Regions from separate parts of the Homo sapiens genome. Here region 1 is linked to region 2. Evidence: chromatin loops called from intact Hi-C (ENCODE). Cell type or tissue: ovary. All regions are shown on one strand. Each heading gives the region's core, and the rest is flanking DNA. Links, peaks and the distances in the headings are about the cores only.

What was found. Peaks named below come from ENCODE experiments on the same cell type or tissue, not always from the same donor. Only the 100,000 strongest peaks of a DNase experiment are listed, where the experiment ranks them.
Region 1: it touches region 2 in a loop (2.5-fold over the local background); 3 of 110 quality-filtered maps call a loop at or near these places.

The regions. Positions count from the first base shown.
Region 1 is chr3:27,570,371-27,577,962 of GRCh38, forward strand. No RefSeq gene overlaps it. Among named protein-coding and RNA genes, the nearest start is that of SLC4A7, 90 kb to the left of the region's middle. In ovary, for the core only: no CTCF peak of the experiment used is centred there; no DNase peak of the experiment used is centred there.
Region 2 is chr3:27,663,330-27,670,921 of GRCh38, forward strand. No RefSeq gene overlaps it. Among named protein-coding and RNA genes, the nearest start is that of LINC02084, 46 kb to the right of the region's middle. RefSeq lists a silencer at 3,526-3,575. In ovary, for the core only: no CTCF peak of the experiment used is centred there; a DNase peak (open chromatin) is centred at 3,592.

The DNA of each region.
Region 1 (7,592 bases), core at 2,278-6,277, 92 kb before region 2:
CAGAGAATTGCTTGAACCCGGGAGGCGGAGGTTGCAGTGAGCCGAGATCGCACCACTGCACTCCAGCCTGGCGACAGAGCTAGATTCCATCTCAAAAAAAAAAAAAAAAAAAAAGAAGAAGAAGATACTTCTCATACTTTGGGTCTCCCTAGAAGCATACTCTGGAACAAGGATTCCTGTGTAAGTTGTTTAGTTGGGAATTGATCCCAGGGACACCATAAGGGAGAGAGGAAGTGAGATGGGGAAGAGAAAGGGAGGCAGCCAATAAAAGGGTGTGTTATTAAGCAAGTTTTCTCTGTGGGCAGCTAGAGTCTAATCTCAGGGAAGCTCTGGGAAATGGTACAAAACATGTCCTCAGAATTATCCCACCCCAGGGTGAGGTGGCTCAAATAATTTATATGCCAAATCCTGAGAGTCATTTGTTGAGGGCTGCTCCTGGGGGAGTCATAATTTCCCAGCCCTTTCAACCTGCCACACATAGAAGGACAGGGTGGCCTTCCACAGTTTCAGAAACTCCCTCAGGCTCCATGATGCAGACGCTGGAAGGTGGAAGTCGGCCAGAGCACACTGACATGGAAAGTCTGAGGGAAAGTCTGTGGGCGAGGCACACACTGCATTTTCTACACCCCTTTCCAGGGAAAAATGTCCACAGGAGACCTGAATCCTCTCCATAGCATTTGTGACAACTGGTTGTTCCCATACCCACCCCACACCTGAACTGAGAAGAAACTTAGTACATATCAGGGCAAATGATTTCATTGCTGGCAACTTCAAGTGTTGAAGTGCTTTCCCATGTATCCTAAAATCTCCCTGTCCCTACATTCCTCAGTGGCTGCTAGTTCAACTCTCTGGAGCTGCTCAAAACACCTAAAGCCTTTTCTGCATGTCAGCCTTTAAATATGTGAAATAGTCACAATAGTCCCTCTGTATACCTGTGGTTCCCTGTTTTTTAAACATCTGCAATTCTTTCAACATAATGCTTACATGATATGATTTTGAGTTCCCAGCCATCCCTCACACACCTAAGAAAAATTTTTTATAAAGGGAAAATAAAGTATCCACTAAGGACCATGTACTAAATTGCTTTTAAACACTGGCGTCCCTTCAACCCACATTCTTTAAATATGTGATGACAACATAGTGAGAAAAGAGGCTGGGCTTCCTTGGGGAGATGGATGGAGGATGAAGGTCGTTAACAAGGCTCAGTGTCCCCTCTACATTCCAGCACAATTCAACTCTTGTTACAAACTTGCAAATACCTACAACAAAAGTAAAGCCCTGTAAGTAATTGTTGTATCTTCTCCAAAGGCATATTAGGGATTTGAGTTCTTGTTCTCTACCCTTACCCCAAATTGTTTATGAATATATTCCTTTCAGTCATGTGTAGCACTTTTCCTGAGTGGACTAGGGGAATTTGATTTTCTCCATCTTGTTACATTTCTAGTACAGTCTTGTTGAGCCCCGTGCTCCTTTCACAGATTAATTCCTTTCCCAGCAGTTGCTCAGCTTTCCTGACAAGGCTTATAGTACTTTCTGTAATGCTCATTGCACCCCTTGGAGAAAAAGATTATTCCTGTTATATTACAGAAGAGGACATTGAGCCTCAAAGAAGTGAATATTTTTGTCTAAAGCTAAAATGGGAACCTAGGCTTGCCTGACTCTCAGCAATTTCTGTTATCTTTTTCCTGTTTAGGATCCATTCCTCCTTATTCTGGTATAGTGCCCACATTTATCTTTTGGAAACCGCCCCCTCTACTTACTTCAATCTTTGTTATTTGGGTGAAGATGTCTCCATCCCAGGTTCCAGGCACAAGCCAGTCACCATACACTCTTCCCTTGGCCAGTTATTGGTTCAAAGATGAGCACGTGACCAGAGTTAGGCCCTTATTTTATTTTATTTTATTGAATTAATTAATTTATTTTTTGAGGTGGAGTTTCACTGTGTCGCCCAGGCTGAAGCACAGTGGCACAATCTCGGCTCACTGCAATCTCTGCCTCCCAGGTTCAAGTAATTCTCTTGCCTCAGCCTCCCAAGTAGCTGGGACTACAGGTGTGTACCACCACGCCTGGCTAATTTTTGTATTTTTAGTAGAGACAGGGTTTCACTATATTGGCCAGGCTTGTCTTGAACTCCTGATAGGCCTGCCTTGGCCTCCCAAAGTGCTGGGATTACAGGCGTGAGCCATCGTGCCCGGCCAGGCCCTTATTTTAATCGGGTGAAAGAAAGCAAGAAATTCTTTCCAATAAGACTAGAAGTTGTAAGGGTGATGTGAGCCTGAATCTACCAGGAGCCACCACGAAGAGCCTAATAATGGAGCCATCAAAGAGGATAATTGAGATAAGGGGGAGAGAGGGTGAGCTCAGATGGCATCACTGGAGTTCCTAGATCCAGCTGTATCTATTTATCTCTGGACTTCTCTGTTACAGGATCAATAAGTCAAAATCAGTCTCTCTATCCACCCCACCATGTTCTTCCCCCTCTGCCTCTTTCTCTCTCTTCTCCTTCCTCCCTCTCTACCTCCTAAGCAAGTTTGAGCTGATTTATTATTTGCAATGGACCAACCAAAATAATTGTAACAAATTGGTACTCCTCTCCCCAAGCTCTTCCCACAACAGTGCACAGATTACATTTTGGTATAGACACCACACATACCCACATCCACGCAATCATTTATTTTTTTCAGACCCATTTGCTCTCACAAACTGATATGGTTTGGATGTTTGTCCCTTTCAAATCTCATGTTGGAATGTGATCCCTAATGTTGGAGGTGGGGCCTAGTGGGAGGTGTTTGGGTCATGGGTGGCAGAACCTTCATGAATGGCCTAGTGCCATCCTAGTAATAATGAGTGAATGGTTGTTCTATTAGTTCACGAGACAGCTGGTTGTTAGAAGGAGACCAGCACCTCCTTTCTTCTCTCTCTTTTGTTCCCTCTCTTGCCATGTGACACACCTGCTCCCTCTTTGCCTTCTGCCATGAGTAAAAGATTCCTGGAGGCTCACCAGAAGCAGATGCTGGTGCCATGTGTCTGTAGCCTGCAAAACTATGAGCCAGATAAACTTCTTTTCTTATAAATTTCCCAGTGTTGGGTATTCCTTTATAGCAATGCAAAATGGAATGACACACGCTTTGAGAGAAGCTGGGGCTGGGTCCGTATTAAGTTGTTATAATGTGTTGTTTTTTTTTTTTCTGAGACAGAGTCTCGCTCTGTCACCCACGCTGGAGTGCAGTGGCACGATCTTGGCTCACTGCAACCTCCGCCTCCCAGGTTCAAGCCATACTCCTGCCTCAGTCTCCCAAGTAGCTAGGATTACAGGCATGCGTCACCATGCCCAGCTAATTTTTGTATTTTTAGTGGAGATGGGGTTTCACTATGTTGGCCAGGCTGGTCTTGAACTCCTGACCTCATGATCCTCCCACCTCCGCCTCCCAAAGTACAGGATTACAGGCGAAAGCCACTATGCCCAGCCTATAGTCTTTTTTATAAGTGAAGAAACTGAGACTCAGAGAGGCTAAATGACTTATCTAAGATCATGCAGTGAGCCAGTGGATGGCAGACCTGGTAGAAGGACCCAGACACCGGGTCTTAGGCCAGTGTTCTTTCCACTGTATCTTGCTGGATTCCTGGGCTCATGACTCACCTTAATCAACAAGCTACATGATTCTCCAAAAAAGCTCATCTCTCTGGACTTTAATTCTCAACTACAAAATGAGGAAGTTGGCAACTATGATTCCAAAGGGCTCTTCCAAAACTTGTATTCAGGTGCTCCATGATATTGCTTCATAACTGTGCCTAGGACTGGCTAGGTTGACTCTAAGACCCTAATGAGAGAATGTCACATCAGTCAGCATGCACACACACACACACACACTCATGTACACACCTGTCATTAAAGTCTCTAGTGTTTTTGTGCTGAGAAGGAGCAAACATTGGTAACAACCCAAGAGTAATAAAATAATTGTGTAGATGCTCCGTACCCCATCTGTTCTATTCCTGTTTTTAAAACGAGTGCCATGTGCTTTAATCTTCTTGTCTTTTAGTCCCCAAACAAAATGAAATAAAGCAGTCTTTGCGTTGCTGCATTTCCAGTGACAATGAGACAACGGGCTCTGCACCAGTCCTGGGTCACTCACTGAGCTCTGCACTGGGGAGTGGGAAAGTGGAGGAGCTGAAAAGCCTGCCTCCTCCCATTCCTTAGGTGTGGAGACAAGGTTCAGACACAGCTCTGAGCCAAACATGTGTTCTCCCAGCTGGGGCCTATGGCTTCTCAAGATGTCAAACAGGGAAGTAGTATGTCCACACACTGATGTATTACTGATAATTCATTTATCTCTCTTCTTTTTTTTCGAGACGGAGTCTCGCTCTGTTGCCTAGGCTAGACCAGTGCAGTGGCACCATCTCAGCTCACTGCAACCGTCACCTCCCGGGTTCAAGCAATTTTCTGCCTCAGCCTCCTGAGTAGCTGGGATTACAAGCTCCCACCACCATGCCCAGCTAATTTTTGTATTTTTAGTAGAGATGGGGTTTCACCATCTTGGCCAGGCTGATCTTGAACTCTTGACCTTGTGATCCACCTTCCTCGGCCTCCCAAAGTGCTGGGATTACAGGTGTGAGCCACCACACCTGGCAATAATTTATTTATCTTATTATTTTATTTTTATTAGTACCAAAGACCAAGACTAGTGGTGTTTTGTTTTGTTTTGTTTTTTGTTTTCGAGATGGAGTCTCACTCTGTTGCCCAGGCTGAAGTGCAGTGGTATGATTTCAGCACGCTGTAACCTCCGTCTCCCAAGTTCAAGCAATACTCCTGCCTCAGCCTCCGGAGTAGCTGAGATTACAGGCTCCCACCACCACGCCCAGCTACTTTCTGTATTCTTAGCAGAGATGAGATTTCACCATGTTAGCTGTGCTGGTCTCAAACTCCTGACTTCAAGTGATCTGCCCGCCTTGGCCTCCCAAAGTGCTGGGATTACAGGAGTCAGCCCCTGCACCTGGCCCAAAACTAGTGTTAATGAGAATCTAAATCCCCATTAGACTACCTGCTTGTTGTGGGCACCTCCCTGGCCTTCATTTACTTTGCAGATTCTTTTAGTCACTCTTGGACTTTTCTTTTTCCTGCATACTGCTTTAAAAGATTTCTAAAAGGAATAGGAGCACAAAGGATATTGCCTTGCTATATTTTGTTGAACCCTAATTGTGTCGGAAAAAACTCAAACCATCTGTCTGCTGTTCTCACACCACAACAACAACGAACACAGAAGACTTCTGTGAGCAAATGTGTGGGAGTTTCTCCCCACACACCATGCAAGCAATCAGTTTTGCAGTGGATCCCAGCTGTATAGCATCAGAAACCACAGGATGAGGGTTCCATCTCACAAGTCTGCCCCCTCTCCTTCCCACCAGTCATGAATCTAGGCCCCTGGAACATCTGACCAACCAGCTTTAACTTGGGGTTTTCACAACCCCCGATTTGGGTTGGATTAATTTGTTAGAGCAGCCCACAGAACTAGGGAAATACTTATATTGACCAATTTAATGCAAAGGATATCTTAAAGGACACAAATAAACAGCCACATGAAGAGATACACAGGATGAGTTCTAGAAGAGTCCTTGAGTGCGGCAGTTTTGTCCCTGTGAAGTTGGGGACATTCTCTTGGCACATGGATGAGTTCTTGTGCACTTCCCTGAAAGCTGGGGGATGGAGCTGAAAGTCCCATCCCCTCTAACCCTGCCTTGTTCCTTCTGGTGACCAGGCCCCCATCCTGCAACTACCTAGGAACTGCCAGCCTTGAGTCAACTCAGTGTATGAAAGACACTTATCACTTTGAATATTCCAAGGATTTTAGGAGTTGTGTGCCAGCACACACGGTCAAAGACCAAATATATATTTCTCAGTATCATACAAATACAAATCCTTCCCAGTGAACTGCAATCAACTGGCTCGTGAGAATCAGGATCATTAGCAACCCAAGAATGTTTCTTGAGTTCCTGCACTCTCCTCATGCAGAGCTCCTGCCCAGTCATTGTTCTAGCTGCTTCATTGCTCCCTTCGTAAGGGAGACACTATGTCCTGACAAAGCATTACTTGCCCAAAGTAATGTCCTGTACTCTGTCTGTTCTTTAGAAAATTAGCATTACACTGTCACATGTTCACCTTTTACTATCCCAGATGTTATCTCTGAATTCAGGATTAGTTTTAGTTAATAGGACTTTAAAACTTTTGCTGGGGTGGGAGGGTAGGTGAGTATACTGGAGTGTAGAACCATATTCCAAAGCTCAACAAGACAACAGCAAAGCCTCACTCATTGTTTAATTTAGAATAAGGTGGGACATGGTCTTCTATGTGAAGGAAAAAAGGCACTTGGTATAATTCTGACTTTCCTAGGAGTCAGGGGTTTCCAGATTGGCCTCTCTCTTTTATTTTTTTGAGACAGGGTCTCACTCTGTTGTCCAGGCTGGAGTCCAGTAGCATAATCATGACGAACTGCAGGCTCTACCTTCTGGGCTCAGGTGATCCTCCCACCTCAGCCCCCCAAGTAGCTGGGGGACTATAGGTGCGTGCCACCAGGCCTGCTAATTTTTTTTTTTTTTTTTTTTTTTGGAGAGATGAGGTTTTACCATGTTGCCAGGCTGTTCTCAAACTCCTGAGCTCAAGTGATCCATCTGCCTTGGCCTCCCAAAGAGCTGTGATTACGGCATTAGCCACCGCCACCATGCCCAGACCAGATTGGCCTATTATTGATGTCCAAGCTCCTTCAGAGAGAACCTTAATGAGAGCTCCATACCTTGGGCAATATGTACATTTTAACACTTCAAGAAGGAAAAGTGATAAACTTCCCAGATAGATTTCCTGCTCCACAAACTGACAATAATGTCCCAGAGTTCATACGATGTAGCCATAAAACACTGGAGTGTTGTTTCTGTAAGAAGAACACCTCTGTCATGGCGTCCATCTGTAGAAACCCTGCCCTGTATCATAAGCCTGGATCCTCTGCTTAGATGCAGACAATCCCTTAATATGGACGTCAGATCCATTACTTAATTCTTGAACCACTGGGGAATTAAAGACCAAGAGTACTCATGAGGCCAGGCATGGTGGTCCTCACCTGTAATATTAACGCTTTGGGAGGCCAAGGCAGGAGGATTCCTTGAGCCCTGAAGTTCAAGACCAGCCTGGGCAACATAGGGACGCCTTGTCTTTACGAAATATAAAAATAACTTAGCCAATTGTCAGTGAGCCGTGATCATCAGATCACTTCCTTCCAAACTACGCAACAGAGCGAGACTGTTTTTCTTTTTTTAAAAAAAGAGTGCTCATGGAACAGTTGGCCTCAGAGCAATGTCTCTTGTTAAATTGTTGGCAACCACAATATCAGCTTGCTGTTCCCTTATAGGCATAGACCAAAATTTGCTTCTCCAGTTTCCTGAAATAACTTCCTGGTCTAATCTAATCTTGCCAATCCCTTAAGGGCCAGCTCAAACCCCATCATCACTGGTTCCATAAAGGCATTCCCAATTACCTCTCTCTAGCCACAGCCTGCAGTCTTAAGCTGTCTTATTTCCTTCTTCTTTAGAATCTAATTCAAACTCCC
Region 2 (7,592 bases), core at 1,580-5,579:
TTCTGGCCAATGTTATCTAGCCAGAGCTGTCTAGCAACCATGGACTTGGGCACAACTTAAGAACAAGGGGGGCTGTGCATTGTGGCTTATGCAAGCAATCCCAGCACTTTGGGAGGCCGAGGCGGGCAGATCACTTGAGGTCAGGAGTTCAAGACCAGCCTGGCCAACATGGTGAAACCCCATCTCTACTAAAAATAATACAAAAATTAGCCAGGCATGGTGGCACATGCCTGTAATCCCAGCTACTGAAGAGGCTGAGGGAGGAGAATCGCTTGAACCCGGGAGGCGGAAGTTGCAGTGAGCCGAGATCGCACCATTGCACCCAGCCTGGGCGACAGAGCAAGACTCTGCCTCAAAAAAAAAAAAGGAAAAAAGGGAACCCCCAACCCCCAAATGCATCTCTCTGTAGCCTATAAAATAGATGCCATAAAGTTCTGAGCTGCCGGTGAACCCACTGTCTGCTGGAGGTAACGACTGGAAATGACAAGGCTTTCATATGTCCTTTCCTTAAAACAAGAAGGTCTGACATCTGCAAAAGAGAGTCCTACCAATAAATATATAAATAAAAAGAATTCTGTTGTTTTTTTCTGGTGCCATAAACCCTTCATGGACACTGGAAACAATTTTTGACAATGTACTAATTTCACAGGAATGAGATTATGGAGGATGTGTGATTTTCCCTCCATTTTCCCAGAATTGCGACTCAAGGGTCATCTCTAAGAACAAAACCAATGGCAGCCCAGAATCTGCCTCCTAGGATCTGCAGAGGCTGGGCCCAGCTGCCTCACCACAGGGCTTCATGAGAAGGGCCGGGCTCGTCAAAGGGCCAGCAAAATGTTCTCCACCCTCCCACACACCCTAGTCCACACGAGAGGGGCCTGAGGAGAGGCACCTTTGGAGGAGGGGACATGATGCATTTGTGAAGTTATTTTGCCTCCTCTTTTCACAACTCAAAACCCAAGTGTGGGAGGGCATCAGAGAATCACCCTGATGTTTGGGGCCCACTGACATCGTGTTCTCTTCATAGCCACCAGGCACTCAGGCCTGCTGGTGTGCTGTGTTAAAAGAAAAACTTCAGCCGAATTAAATTTACTGGAGTTTAATTGAGCAATGAACGATTTGTGAATTGGGCGGCCCCCAGAATCACAGCAGATTCAGAGAGACTCCAGGGGTGCCTTGTGGTCAGGATAAATTTATAGACGAGAAAAGGGATGAGGAACACACGTCCAAGTGAAGAAGAGATGGCCAGGGCCAGAAGATGATTCTGTGTTACGGCCATGTCTAAGACCACAACGGCATGGGCAGAGGATGCTGCCATAAGCTGGAATGCGGCCAGACAAAGTGGCTGAATTTTCAAAGGGGTCACTCATGGAGAACTGCTTGGGGTGGCCTCTTGTCATCTTGGCCTATGGGAACTTACAGATAAGAGCTAGGTCAGGGGATTACAACTCTGCCTTGGGCAATTGCCATTCTGCCATGTCCCATTCACCGTTGGCTCCCGGCCAGTAGATTCTCAAGTCTAGTATATGGAAGATGGTAAGGAGTCAAGATGGTTGAGGAGAAGGAATCATTTGAACAAGAAACGAGACTGAAGTGTTAAATGAACAAGACTGGCCTGGCGTGGTGGCTCTCACCTGTAATCCCAGCACTTTGGAGGCCAAGGCAGGCAGATCACCTGAGGTCAGGAGTTCAAGACCAGACTGGCCAATATGGTGACACCCCATCTGTACTAAAACTACAAAAATTAGCTGGGCGTGGTGGCGGGTGACTGTAATCCCAGCTACTTGGGAGGCTGAGGCTGGAGAATCGCTTGAACCCACGAGGCGGAGGTTGCAGTGAGTGGAGACTGCGCCATTGCACTCCAGCCTGGGTGATGGAGCGAAACTCCATCTCAAAAAAATAAAGTAAAATAAAAATAAACAAATGAACAGGACTGAGTTTTAAAACCAAATGAGTCATTTTTCAAATGAAAGGAAAGGCTATATTGTTAGATGAGGACTCAACCTGGCGGAGTCAGTGGAAATTATGGGGCAAATATGTTATTATAAGATTCTTCAACATACCAGGTACATTCTGGTTCCAATCTCATTTACCAAAAGGATAGATGATAATTTCTAATAAAATCACAGCCCCGCCAGGCACAGTAGCTCATGCCTGTAATCCCAGCACTTTGGAAGGCTGAGACGGGAGGATCACTTGAGTCCAGGAGTTCGAGACTAGCCTGGGGAACAAAGCAACACTTTGTCTCCAATACAATTTTAAAGTTAGCTGTGTGTGGTGGTGTGGCTGCAGTCCCAGCTACTCAGGAGGCTGAAGTGAGAGGATTGCTTGAACCCAGGAGGTCAAGGCTGCAGTGAGCTGAGATCATGCCACTGCATTCCAGCCTGGGTGACAGATTAAGACCCTGTCTCAAAAAAAAAAAAAAAAATTCACAGGTCCAAAATGGCTAAAAAAAGGTATATTGTAATATTCCTAATAAAATATTACATTTTATTGTATTTTTATTACATATTTTATTACATGCTTGTAATAAAATATATTGTAATAAGACCTGCTGAATAAGGAAAATAGTATTTGGGGCCGGGCACGGTGGCTCACGCCTGTCATCCCAGCACTTTGGGAGGCCAAGGTGGGCAGATCACCTGAAGTCAGGAGTTCGAGACCAGCCTGGCCAACATGGTGACACCCAGTCTCTACTAAAATATACAAAAAAATTAGCCAGGCGTGGTGGCGTGCACCTATAATTCTAGCTACTTAGGGGGCTGAGGCAGGAGAATCGCTTGAAGCCGGGAGGCGGAGGTTGCAGTGAGCCGAGATCATGCCACTGCACTCCAGCCTGGGCAACAGAGAGAGACTCTGTCTCAAAAAATAAAATAAAATAAATATAAAAAACCAGGAAAAAAAAGAAAAAAGGAAACTAGTATTTGGAACATAATATGTAGCTCAGAACTTCCAGCAATTATATGATGTCCACTGTCCATTAGTAGAAAAAATAAGCCACAGTTCATGAAGAAACAGAAGCTTTTCCTGGTACTGAGTTCTCAGAATCTATCACTAGACTCTTACTTATTGTAATGAAGTCTCCCACAGCTGTTTTTACAGGAAATGCAAACTTGTCTCCCATGTGACTTTGGCGAAAGACCCAGTAAACAACAACAGTCCTGAAAGCACAAAGCTACAGGAATAAGTCCTCCCAGCCCTATCCTCTACTCAAGGTCTGAATGCAACACACCTGTGGCTTGTTTCTGGCTCAACAATAATCTTTTCCTCACAAAGCAGCTCTTAAGCACTAAGCAGGGCTTCCTGTCACTAATCCCCAAAACATTTCTATGGGATAAAAACAGGAGACCAAGGGTAGACTCCTGCTAATTTAGAAACATTTTAAAAGATGGCTTGGGTTCAGTCTGCTCATTCCTCCCTGCCTCTACCACCACAAACCTAAAGAAAACAAAATTCCTACAGAAAAGCAAACTGTAAAACTCACAACCGCAGCATGAAATGAGGAAGCAATGGGGTGCAGCACAAACTGTAATGTGGAAATGCTACACAGCGTCTCTCTGCTGCCTCCCACCAGCCAGGGCCGGGCTGGGAGCCAGGTCTGAGAAATAGTAGCACATGCTGCCACTCTTTTTGTGGATGGTTGCCATGGCAACCTGCCTCTGTTCAAATGCTGAGCATCTTTCAGCAGTCTCATCCTTATGCTCTTCTGGCCTGGAAGGGAAGTATTAGAAAGAAGGTAGTATGGGGGGGTTGGGGGAATACCAATGAGGGTATATGAAACAAATAGATTGTTGGAGGATCAGGTAAGATGCCTCCCGTTATACTGGAAGTCTCAAGAAAGGGGTGGAAGATGGGTGGGCTCTCGATGTAGGTCCCACCCTATTTTCTGCAGCAATTTCAGTCATTCATTCATTTACCCACTTGCTCATTCTTACATTAAACTAATTTTATGGAGCACCAATCATACTCCAGGCATTATACTGGGCATTGGAGGTTTAATGATGAAAAAGATACCATCCCCCCCCCCCCCACAGGGAGCTCACAGTTCACATGGGAGATAGGAGATACACACACACACATGCGTGCACACACACACACTCAATTAATCATGATATAATGTTATAAGTGCAGAAATAGACATACATAAAAAATATTACAGACTTGAAAAACCAAGTGCAATTAATTCTTAGAGTTGAGTGTAAGGAGCTGATAAGAGAAAACTGCATAGAAAGGTTAATACTTGAGTAGGGTCTTGAAGGAGTTTGTTAAATGGAAAAAAAAATTGTCCAGACAGGGCACAACACAAACACTTGTGGTATGTTCCACATGGGATGTATCAAACAACCACCAATAATAACAGCACTTGCAGAGTGCTCAGCTACTGTTCTGTGTGCTTTATATGTATTATCTCAGCTAACCCTCACAGTGACTCTGTAGAGGAGGTATTGCTGTGCCATTTTACAGAGGCACAGATAAGTAAAATAACTTGCCTAAAGTTACACTGGTATTTGATATTGGGTGGGAGAACCAGGCTTCTGGCTCCAAAGTTCATGTGCTTAATCTCAGCCTTATGCTTATCCCATTGTTCTGGGAAGGCAAGGTCACAGGATATACATGGGGAAAGAGGAGAAACAACAGTTGAGACTGCTGGGAAACAAAGATGAGGGGTAAATTATCATGCCCTCAAATGCCATTTTAAAAAATCTGAAATTTGTGTTTTGGTCATGAGAAGCCATGATGGTGTTACAATGAAAATGGTATTATTATGGTGATTCTGGAATTCACGTGTAGGATAGAATGGAGGAGAAACAGACTGACGATTTCAACAGCAGGAACAGGAAGAGAAAGGAAGGGGAAGATCGCATGTAGTTTAAAACAAGGCAAGGCCCGTGTCATTTGGTTCATCACAGAGCCTGGTATACCACAGGCATTCAATAAATATTGGTTAAATAAATGTTTCAAAGTTGTCTTATTTGGCTTTACCTGAAAGCAAATTCTGAAATAAAAGTTCCCATATGAGAGTTTATTTAGGAAGTGTGGGGAATACCAGCAGATTAGAGAAGTAAGACAGGGAAGGAAAGGCAGCCAATAAAGGCCGGGCACTGTGGCTCATGCCTGTAATCCCAGCACTTTGGGAGGATGAGGCAAGTGGATTGTTTGAACCCAGGAGTTTGAGAGCAGGACGAAATGATTAAACTTTTTCTCTACAAAAATACAAAAATTAGCTGGCTGTGGTGGTGCATGCCTGTAGTCCCAGCTACTCAGGAGGCTGGGTGGGAGGATTGCTTAAGCCTAGGAGGCGAAATTTGCAGTTAGCCAATATCGTGCCACTACACTCCAGCCAGGGTGACAGAGTGAGACCCTGTCTCAAAAAACAAACAAACAAAAAACCCCAGAAAACAAAAAGGAGGTATAGAGACAGCTTAGTGTTTGAGTTATTTGAACATGTCTGTGATTGACTGATCCCTGGCTGCTGTCACTGGCTGAGACTCAGCTATTTGTTATAAAAGTATATTTCTAAGTTAAGCTTTCAGTTAGTTTAAATACTAAGTTGGTTGCAGTTTGTTCAGTAAGGAGTCAAGTACTGAGGCATCTTCAGGCCAAATTTAGTTTAATTTAACCATTGGGGGAATGTGTTCTTAGTGGTGAGAAGTTGGTGTTTTAGACTCTTGGATTTTATTATTTGGGTGAACTCCAGAAAACTTCCCAAATATTATGGGTGGCTTTTGTAGAAGGTTAATTATATTATTCAACGTTGAAAGCTGAAACTCCATCAAGTAATATTTATAACAAAGATTGAGTAGAAAAGACGGAGGAAGGAGAAGGAAGAGGAAGAGAAAAAAGTGAAGGGAGAAAGAAGGGGAGAGAAAGACTACTACTAAAATCGGCATCACAGGTCCCAAAGCCAGCTCTTGTATCTGAATGTGCAAAACTTGACTAGTGTCTAAAGTTTCTAAACAGTGAGAATGAGATATTAACACGCGATTTGTTTTTCTGGCTAATCATGAAGTTCTCATCTGAAGAAAAATTTCTACTCATTCCCACCTCCCCTCCCACCCTACTCATCTCAGCATCTTTCCCACCTTCCCACCCCACTGAGATCTTGTCTACCCAAGATTTTCTGTTTCTTATCACAATTGCATTCTATGAAGGTAGGTCTTCCTCTATTTCCCAATTTGAACAGATAAAAAGTAATGATTCCTAAACTTGCAATGCAACTGTGTCTGCCCCAGGGAAGGATCAAAGGAAATTAGCCCACAGAGTCTGTTCTGTTATACAAAAACCATGGGTTTTTGTTCCAAAGCGTGACTCTAGGGGTACCGCAGAGACTGATGCCATGGCTATGTGGTTAGAGCATGAGTAAGTACCTCAGAAAGCATGATGTCATCAATGCACTTTTCAAGCCTTAAGACAACCTTGCAGGTATAGCCCCCATGTCTAACTTGTCAGAACTTTATCAATGGCAGAATGGCATAGAAGGAAGCAGGTGGCTAACCTGTTGCCTGGAGTCACATGGGAGCTTCAGAGACCTGCTGAAAGGAGAACTGTCTTAGCATTGCTCCCTTAGTCATTGCATGCCTCTTTTGGCAAACCTTGAAATTCCCTCTAGTAACCTTATAAGGAACTGAAAATTATAGCCAACATCTAAACACAAGTGGATGTATTTAACAAGTGAATATCGTATTCAAACCTGTCAAAACAAAGATAACTGAAAATCATGTGAACACCACAGTGTGAATAAAAATTCACCCACTTTCGGCCGGGCACAGTGGCTCATGCCTGTAATCCCAGCACTTTGGGAGGCTGAGGCGGGCGGATCACGAGGTCAGGAGATCGAGACCATCCCGACTAACACAGTGAAACCCTGTCTCTACTAAAAATACAAAAAATTAGCCGGGCATGGTGGCGGGTCCCAGCTACACAGGAGGCTGAGGCAGGAGAATGGCATGAACCCGGGACGTGGAGCTTGCAGTGAGCTGAGACTGCACCACTGCACTCCAGCCCGGGCGACAGAGCGAGACTCTGTCTCAAAAAACAAAAACAAAAAATTCACCCACTTTCAAGACATGTCACTTTCCAGACATTGCCTCATTGACTCTTTCACCTCAAGAGAGAGGAGAGTTATGGCAAGCTATGAATATTTCTTGTCCCTGGACAGAATGGGAAAAGTATGGAAATCTTGCCTTTTGAAAAGCATAGCAGGATTATTAAAAACATCAAGAACCACCAAACTAAGGTGAATGCAAAAAGAAAGAAGCAGTTATTGTGAGACCACAGGTATCTTTTGAGAGTAGACAGTGAGAAACAGTCTTTTACAGAGCAGAGTATCAAATGAAGCTCATTAGGCCTGGCAAGGCACATTAAAGAGACATTCAGACCAGGCACTGACTCACTGAAGGCAGCTCAGGTGTGGTCCAGGGTACTAGGTTCTCCCTGAGGTTGTGACTACCAATTAGATGGTGATGGAAGGTATGGTGAGCTATCTGTCAATGTCTTCAAAGGCCTCTGGAGCAAAGCCACAGTGTTCTAACCAGGTGCACACAGAGAATATTTTTCTGATCCACAGCCAGAACATGGTGTAGGCCTGAAAG